Regions from separate parts of the Homo sapiens genome. Here regions 2 and 3 are each linked to region 1. Evidence: chromatin loops called from intact Hi-C (ENCODE). Cell type or tissue: gastrocnemius medialis. All regions are shown on one strand.

Region 1 (2,500 bases):
GGCAGGTGGATCACCTGAGGTCAGGAGTTCAAGACCAGCCTGACCAACATGGTGAAACCCCATCTCTACTAAAAATACAAAAATTAGCTGGGTGTGGTGGTGGACGCCTGTAATCCCAGCTACTTGGGAGGCTGAGGCAGGAGAATCGCTTGAACTTGGGAGGTGGAGTTTGTAGTAGGCTGAGATTGTGCCACTGCATTCCAGCCTAGACAACAGAGTGAGACTCCATTTCAAAAAAAAAAAAAAAAATCTTGAGGTCAGATGCTATATTAAAAAAGAACTTTGCTACCACATCCTTACCTCATGCCTTGCACAGGCCTGAAACTTGAGATATGTACATTGAATGAATGCTGAGTTAGCATGTTTACATTTGAACACAAGTTCTATTAAAAATGAGTGCCCACCCTAAGTAACTAAGAGCAAGTTGACCACAGGCTAATACAACTTATTTTACTTGGAGGCAAGCTTGAGTATGGAGAAGAGTGGAAGAGGCACGGATTGGTTTTTATGAGGTGGTCATTTTAAGGTTTACTGAATTGCAACAAATATGTTGGTCATGTTTCAGGCCTACAGACATTTGGCACTCAGTCTAGTTCCCCTTCTTCCTTCGGGCAAGTTTCTGAACTCTTTGGGAATGAAAACCTGCCTAAGGGCTTGAGTTGGTGCTGTGAGTCCCAGTCGGGCTAAAAGGACTGGCTCTGAAATTTAGGTTAAAATCTTGACCCCATCACCAGCTAGCTCTATGGCTTTGGGCAAGGGGCTCAGGTTGGCACATTTTTCTCAGCACAGAAATAATATTACCACTACCACAGGATTATTTAGTGAATAGCCCCTGTAAGTGAATCCTGTAAGGTATTCAGCATAGTCCTTGGCACTTAAGAAGTGCTTAGTGACTGTGAGCCACTTCTTCCATCGCCTCTGTGTATTGAACTGGACTTTTCATCCTGGCCCCTCACTAAGATTTTAACTCATCTAGTAAAGGAAGCCTTCTGCCCTGGGTGCTGGGATTGGCACCATAAAGAATGGGTCTTGCCCTTGAGGAGCTGAGAGTTTATTTTCAGCATTTAAATATTTAGACTCACAAGACGTTGAGCAAGTGATTTCACCTCTCTGTGCCTGAGTGTGTGGAAGGTGAACAGTAAGCAACCTTCCAACCCAATGTGTCCATGAGTCTTAATGTTGGCTGGAACTCAGCTACAGACAGAAGGAAAGAATGATTAGTCACTATGCTGGTAAACATAGCAAGGTTATCTCCTTTTATTAATAGACTAGGCTACGCAAGTCACAAAAATAGGGTAGCTTCAAAACTTAAATTCTTGGAATTTTAGTTTCTGTTGCATCTGATGAAACGTGAAAAGGGACTTGTGTTGTGTATGGACTTTGTAAAATGATCTTCTATCTCTTGGTGCAAATCAATTACTTATTAGTTTTTATTGCCAAGGAAAGGAAAATATATTACCATTCATTTTAGTCTTTTTCTTATCGATTCTGTGAGCACAGTGATAGTTGTTTAAAGAAAAATGATTACATTTATTTGTTCACTACAAAAGACCTATACCACATTATAGAAAATTCAAAAAGGGAAAAATCAGAAGAAAAAAGAGCTTTCCACACTAGTCAGCAACTGTTGGTGTTTAAGTGTTCTTTCATTTTTCTTCTGAATATTTTTGCATCGAGTATTGCATTTTCACTAAACACTAAGTAATAAACATTTACCATATTCGTACATGGATTTTATAATGATTTTGAATTGTAGAATAATATTCCCATGAGGGACATCTGGTTCCTTTGACCATTTTCCTACTCTTGTCTTGTTAGAAGGCAGCAGAGCAGGGTTTCCATGGGATGTGGTACCAGGGCTGGGTTGAGACGTGGCTCTCTCATTTCCTAGCAGTGTGACCTCGGTTAGGCCACTGAATCTCTCCAGGCCTAGATGTCCTCATCTAGGAAAATACAGGCTATATTAGTTCCAATCTCGTCAGGTCATTGTGAAGACTACATGAGATCATGTACGTAGAAAGCTCACGAGTATCTGGAACGTCGTCGAGTTTGCTGATGTTAGTGGCTGCTGCTACGTAGCCTACATTCCAATCTGACGACTGGTTTGATTTTTATAAACATCCTCCAAGAAAATGCACGTGGAATACCAGGCCATGTCATTTCATCTCTCATGTCACTTTATCTTTTGAGATCCTCATTTGCAAAGTGAGATGGTCAGACTATACAGTGTGACCCCAAAGGCCCCCTTCCACCTCCAACGACGGTGATTCTTGGCTTATGCTAAAAGCAGCTATAACCACTGCAGGGAAATGACCTATGGAAACCACAGCCTTGCCCATGAAGAAGGAAACCTGCAAGGGCCTGAGGGCTTGTGCACATCAGTTTATCTTTTAGTCCAGATAAACATTTGACATTTGTTCCGACACCTTCCTTCCAAGGGCTTCTCACAGTTCAGTCTGTGTGCTTCTCAGATCTCCATTTTTCAAATGGGTTCAGCAGC
Region 2 (2,500 bases), 76 kb before region 1:
CAGCAATGTCCCACAGCCTGGAAGCTTTCCCTGGGCGTGTTCACTCCTTAGAATGCGTCACACTAAGCCCGGGGACAGACAGCTGCCACATGTCCTTTGAATAGGTTGTGTGTAGGAGGCTGTAGAGGTTGATGTGGCTCCTCTGGAAGCTGAGAGCCAGGAACCTCTCTGGTCCTTGCATCCTTGCAGGGTGGAGCAGACAGTGCTGTCAGATGAATAAAGTAGAGGGAGGCTGGAAATCTGAAAAGCTCATCTATTCTGCCAACCATAAAGCATTTTGAACTTGCTCCACCCTTCCTATTTTCCATCTGCCTCATTATTCAGCACAGTAATATTTGGGCACTTTGAAAAGAGTGATATTTTCACATAAAGCTATTCCAAGGAGAAGGAAAAATATCCTCATTTGGCATAAACCACTCATGCAAATTAGCCTAAATAAAAATAAGACTAAAGACAACTTAGAATATTATTGTACTTTTCCAGGCTCCTGCCAGTCACTGCTGTCAGCTGTAGCATCTCTCCACCCTGGATGACAGTGTTGAGAAGTAGGGCTTACCATTTAGGAGAAGTTGTTGCTAAAGAACCCACTCAAAAAGAATGGGTATCAAACATCCTGCACTCAGGTTGTGTTGGAACCACGCCCTTGAAGGCAACACAATGTACCAATGATTGGACTTCCTAGAAGTACATTCCCTCTGCGTTTCCATGTTTGGCTTATCACAGACCAGTTCATCAAGGACTTGACATTCACTCTGTTTGTTTCTGGGAGACCATTTAAGTACTCTGTGTGTGTGTGTGTGTATGTGTGTGTGTGTGTGTGTGTATTAAGGGCCAGTGCTATGCAAACTGCAAACTGTATGAAAATGTTTTTTTTCTTATGGATGAGAAGAGACTATAATATCTCAAGGCCTCTGGCACAGGAATTCTTTAGAGCAGGATAAACAAATCATTATTCTCATGCCACTGATGGCAGTGAAGCAGTTTCTCTACTTTCTTTCCATTTGCACTTCTTTCTTTTCTCTCCTTCTCTTTTCTTTACTTTTCTCCTATTCTTAGTCTCCTTCTGCCTTCTCTTCCTTCTTTTGTGGGTGTGCCTTATGTTTGCTCTGGGTTCCAGGGTCATTCAGACTTGAAGCGATATGTGGGTCCAGAATTGAGGACATGTTCTATGGCCACCTAAGACAAAGGATGTTAGTTTTTATTATTAATTTCCTCAACCCGTGGTTAAAATGGCATCATTGGATACAGTCTCAAAGTCCCTCCCTCAGCCCAGTTGTATTTGTGAACTGTTCTGAAAGGAGAATCTCAGTCTGCTATATTTATTCCAAGGTTCTATTTCAATCAGATGTTAAGACAACTGGGACAACACCCTTACTGGACTAGTCACAAAGGAGACAAACATGCCAGAACAGCCATCCCACATCTCTAATTTCAAAGGTCATGAGAATGGTGGTTGTATACACCCTACTGCAGCTTTGATTTGTTGGGGTGGAATTTGCAATGCTATATGAAATCAACAATGCTGACTTTTGAATTTCCTTTTTTTAAAATCCTCTCTCTTTTTAAAATCTCTCGCTCTCTCTCTCTGTGTTTTCTATTGAGACCATGATGTTGCAATCTGTTTTTCATCTGAGAAATGTTTCACTGAGGAAACATGCCAAGAGATAAATGGGGAAGTGCTGAGGTGTCGTCCATCTATAAAGGTGGTTTTTCAGTTGAGTCAGGGAGGAGACTAAGATTTCTGAAGTGTTCTATGAACCCCATTCCTCCGGATGTTTGGTTTATAAGTGAAGCTTCCAAATCTCTGATTTCTTTACCTGAATGCCTTCAGGCCTCCTTCATTAATCATGTTCTTCCCATTCTTCCAAAACAGCCTCCTTTTCTTATCTTTCCCCTTACCTCAAACTCTCAATATTTCCAGGAGATCAGATTCCAAATCTCAGCCACGTGGTTGATTTGTATAGAAGTCCCCACTATTTTGCATGCTCTTTGATACAGTAATTCCACCTAGAGCTATTTGTTTATGTTGGCAAGTGCAAATATTAGGCATAGAGGTGACCATTAGAGCATCTGTAATGAGATGAAAATCAGAACAATGAGATCGTTGTTGAATAAACTATGAACATTGACAAAATGGAATTGGATGCAGTCACTTCAAATGATGTAAAAGATTGACATGGAAAATATCTTCAATGTATTATTTAGAAGAGATAAAAAGACAGTTATAAATAGTATTGTCCTATTTTATTAAAAACACGTACATATGGTTGTTTGAGAAAAGACTATTTGTATATATCAAAATGGAAACAACGGTTGTCTCTGAATAATAGGATTAGATGAAATTTTTATCTTATTAATTTTTTGCTGATCTATTTTTTGATTTTTAACTTTTTTGTTTATGCATATCTTCATATATATAGTATAATTTAGATTTTATTTTCTCCTCTTATTAAAGTATAGTTTGTCACTTCTTCAAGAAGTCAGAACTAAACTAGGGAGG
Region 3 (2,500 bases), 79 kb after region 1:
TCCCTCATCCTCAGCCGGTTCAGCATTCCACAGGAAATCTCCCCTCTCTGGGTTTCCGTGGCAGGAAACTCCCGTTGTTTTCTCTTTTTAATGTGTGTGCCTACCCAGGGATCTGAGCTTAGCACCCCTCCCTCTGTGCTGCCTCCTTCATTATCTCACCTACCCTGGGCCTCACCTGACACCTCCATGCAGATGGTCCTCACTTCCAGCCTCTCTTGTCAGCACCAACTCTGAGCTCCAACCCCTGTCGGGCATCAGGTCTCGGGTGCCTCTTCTGAATGTCTAAATATCCCAAACGGAATGGGTCATTTTCTGCTCCAGTTCTGTCCTCCCTTTATAACCTCCTCTCCCAAGAGCCCGCCACCCTCCAGTGTTCACTCTCCAAATCTTAGCGTCATCTCTGGCTTACCCAATGGCCTTACCCCCAAGATCCAACCAATTGCAAGTTCTCTCTTTACCACATCTCTCCGATATCACCATCTTTGTATTCCCATCAAGTGCTTATATTCTACTCTTTTTCAGACCATTGCAGTAACCTCCTAACGGATCCATCTCTACTCTGTCCTCCTCCCACACCCCTTTCCCCACAATCTATATTCTGTGCTTCTTTGAGGACACTCTTCAAGTTCCATCAGGAAGGCACTATTTTGTCTCCCTGCCCTAAAACCTGCAATGGTTCCCACTGCTGATAATAAGTCCTAAGCCTGGCTTTACACCCATCATAATTCAAGGCTCTCCCAGTCCACTTTCCATCACCTTCCCTCTAGGTACACATTTCTGCAGTTTACCTCAAATTCCCACTCATCTTGAAACACTCTGTCTTCCCATCTCCAGGCTTTTACTCAAGCTGGACCTTTCTCAGGTAATGCCTTTCTTTTTATTTACGTCTACCAAAATCTTACCTTTCCCTTTAGGGTCATCTCAAATGCCACTTCTTCCAGGATGCCTCCCAGAGTTTCCCCAGCCAGGAGTGCTTTCCATTCCGTGCTCCCTGGCTTCACTCAGTTTATCCCTGCACACTCATCACACTGAATCTCATGTTGCAGTATTTGAGTATGTGCCTCATTGCCCTGCCTCTGGGTCAGGGATGTTGTCCTACTAAAGGAGTCATTTGCTCACGGTTGATACTTGCTGAATTAAGTCATCAGGTTAGATAACCATACACTTGTTTACCTTTCACTGTTTGAAAAAATACACATCCAAAATATATAATCACAGGGACTAAATCAAAGTAAAGAATATGGAAATATGTTCTGTTCACATCCATGGGTGAAGATCAGAATGTAGATCAAAACCCAGTTCTTGAGTGACTTGGACCGTTGCTGGATAGATTTTAACTAATCTTATGGAAAATATTCAAGGGACTTAATGAGCCTAGCTAGGAAAGGAGGAGGGCAAGCGAGAGGGAGCCAGAGCGGCTGCTGTCAAGAAACACTTTCTTCCTGTAACCGTATCCCCCGGGACCGGGCCAGTACCTTTGCTTAATCTCCCTCTCTGTGGTCACTCAGGATATGATTACTGGCATCAGATGCAAGCACATGTTTCTGTTCCATTAATCTGAGTGAGGCTGAGAAAATGAAAAGGGAGTCACAAGGGCATTGCTGTGTTGGTCTGTTACCACCTCAAAGAGGAGCAAGAGAGAAGGGGGAGGAAGGATCTGGCACATGGGCCAGGAGGGGGGCCGTAAGGGAGCAAAGGGAGATGAGAAAACCATACAAAGAAGAAGTTCCTGTAGCATGGAGGCTGATTCCTTTCAGCTGTTACAAGATGGGGCATGGAGGAGGGATGTACACACACACATAGACACACACAGACGCACACAGGGGCCCCCACAAAGCAACCTATAGACTCAGAGCATCTCCACCATAGGGCTTTTGCAATCAGCCTGATAACCCTTGTGAGTGTTGTTGCTCAGGGTGTACAGAAACCCACATAACATAAATCTGTCTTACACACAGTAACAGCCTTAATGGGAGGCTGCGGCACAGTAATGAAGATGTGAACAGCTAAAACACAATGTCAGATGGCAGTGGTGACATCTGAAAGCCATAATTTGCGGCTCGGCATATTTTTGTTCCAGGTACCAGAGCCTGCACAAATACTCGCTGACTTGTCTCTCTCAAGCAGCATCTCTGCTGGGCTTGGCCAGGGGCCAGGTGGTCTTTGCCTTGCCAACAGGTTTCTGCTATAGAGAGCCCAGGAAGTCTTTCCTCTCTATCATCCGATGGAGCCGAAATGGAGCAACAGAATAGGTATAAACACATATCTTGTTCCTGAAGTTCGGGCCACTTAAATAACCCATTTCCCTTTTGTCCAATCAAAGTGTCCTGGCTGAATATCTTGAGGGGTGGCCAAATGAATCAAAATAATTTTAGCTAAGCCAGAGCTTGGGGGCTTCTGGAAAGGAAAGGTGAGACATTATGGAGCACAGAGGCACCAGATTCTGTTTTTCAGCTGTGACTCTCCCTTCTTTTCAATCCCTCCTTCTCATTGCTACCTT

Evidence for each region. Hi-C counts contacts between places; a loop is a spot of excess contacts. Peaks named below come from ENCODE experiments on the same cell type or tissue, not always from the same donor. Only the 100,000 strongest peaks of a DNase experiment are listed, where the experiment ranks them.
Region 2: it touches region 1 in a loop (3-fold over the local background); 6 of 110 quality-filtered maps call a loop at or near these places.
Region 3: a loop joins it to region 1, with 5 times the contacts of the local background. A loop is called at or near these places in 4 of 110 quality-filtered maps.

What each region holds. Positions count from the first base shown.
Region 1 is chr4:152,037,277-152,039,776 of GRCh38, forward strand. No RefSeq gene overlaps it. Among named protein-coding and RNA genes, the nearest start is that of LINC02273, 62 kb to the right of the region's middle. In gastrocnemius medialis, no CTCF peak of the experiment used is centred here; DNase peaks (open chromatin) are centred at 1,125 and 2,025; H3K27ac peaks cover 2,190 bases.
Region 2 is chr4:151,960,972-151,963,471 of GRCh38, forward strand. The region is part of intron 1 of LINC03074 (long intergenic non-protein coding RNA 3074); the gene reads left to right. Among named protein-coding and RNA genes, the nearest start is that of LINC03074, 6.2 kb to the left of the region's middle. In gastrocnemius medialis, no CTCF peak of the experiment used is centred here; a DNase peak (open chromatin) is centred at 1,416; H3K27ac peaks cover 2,054 bases.
Region 3 is chr4:152,116,192-152,118,691 of GRCh38, forward strand. No RefSeq gene overlaps it. Among named protein-coding and RNA genes, the nearest start is that of LINC02273, 17 kb to the left of the region's middle. In gastrocnemius medialis, no CTCF peak of the experiment used is centred here; DNase peaks (open chromatin) are centred at 1,050 and 1,450; H3K4me3 peaks cover 250 bases; H3K27ac peaks cover 2,500 bases.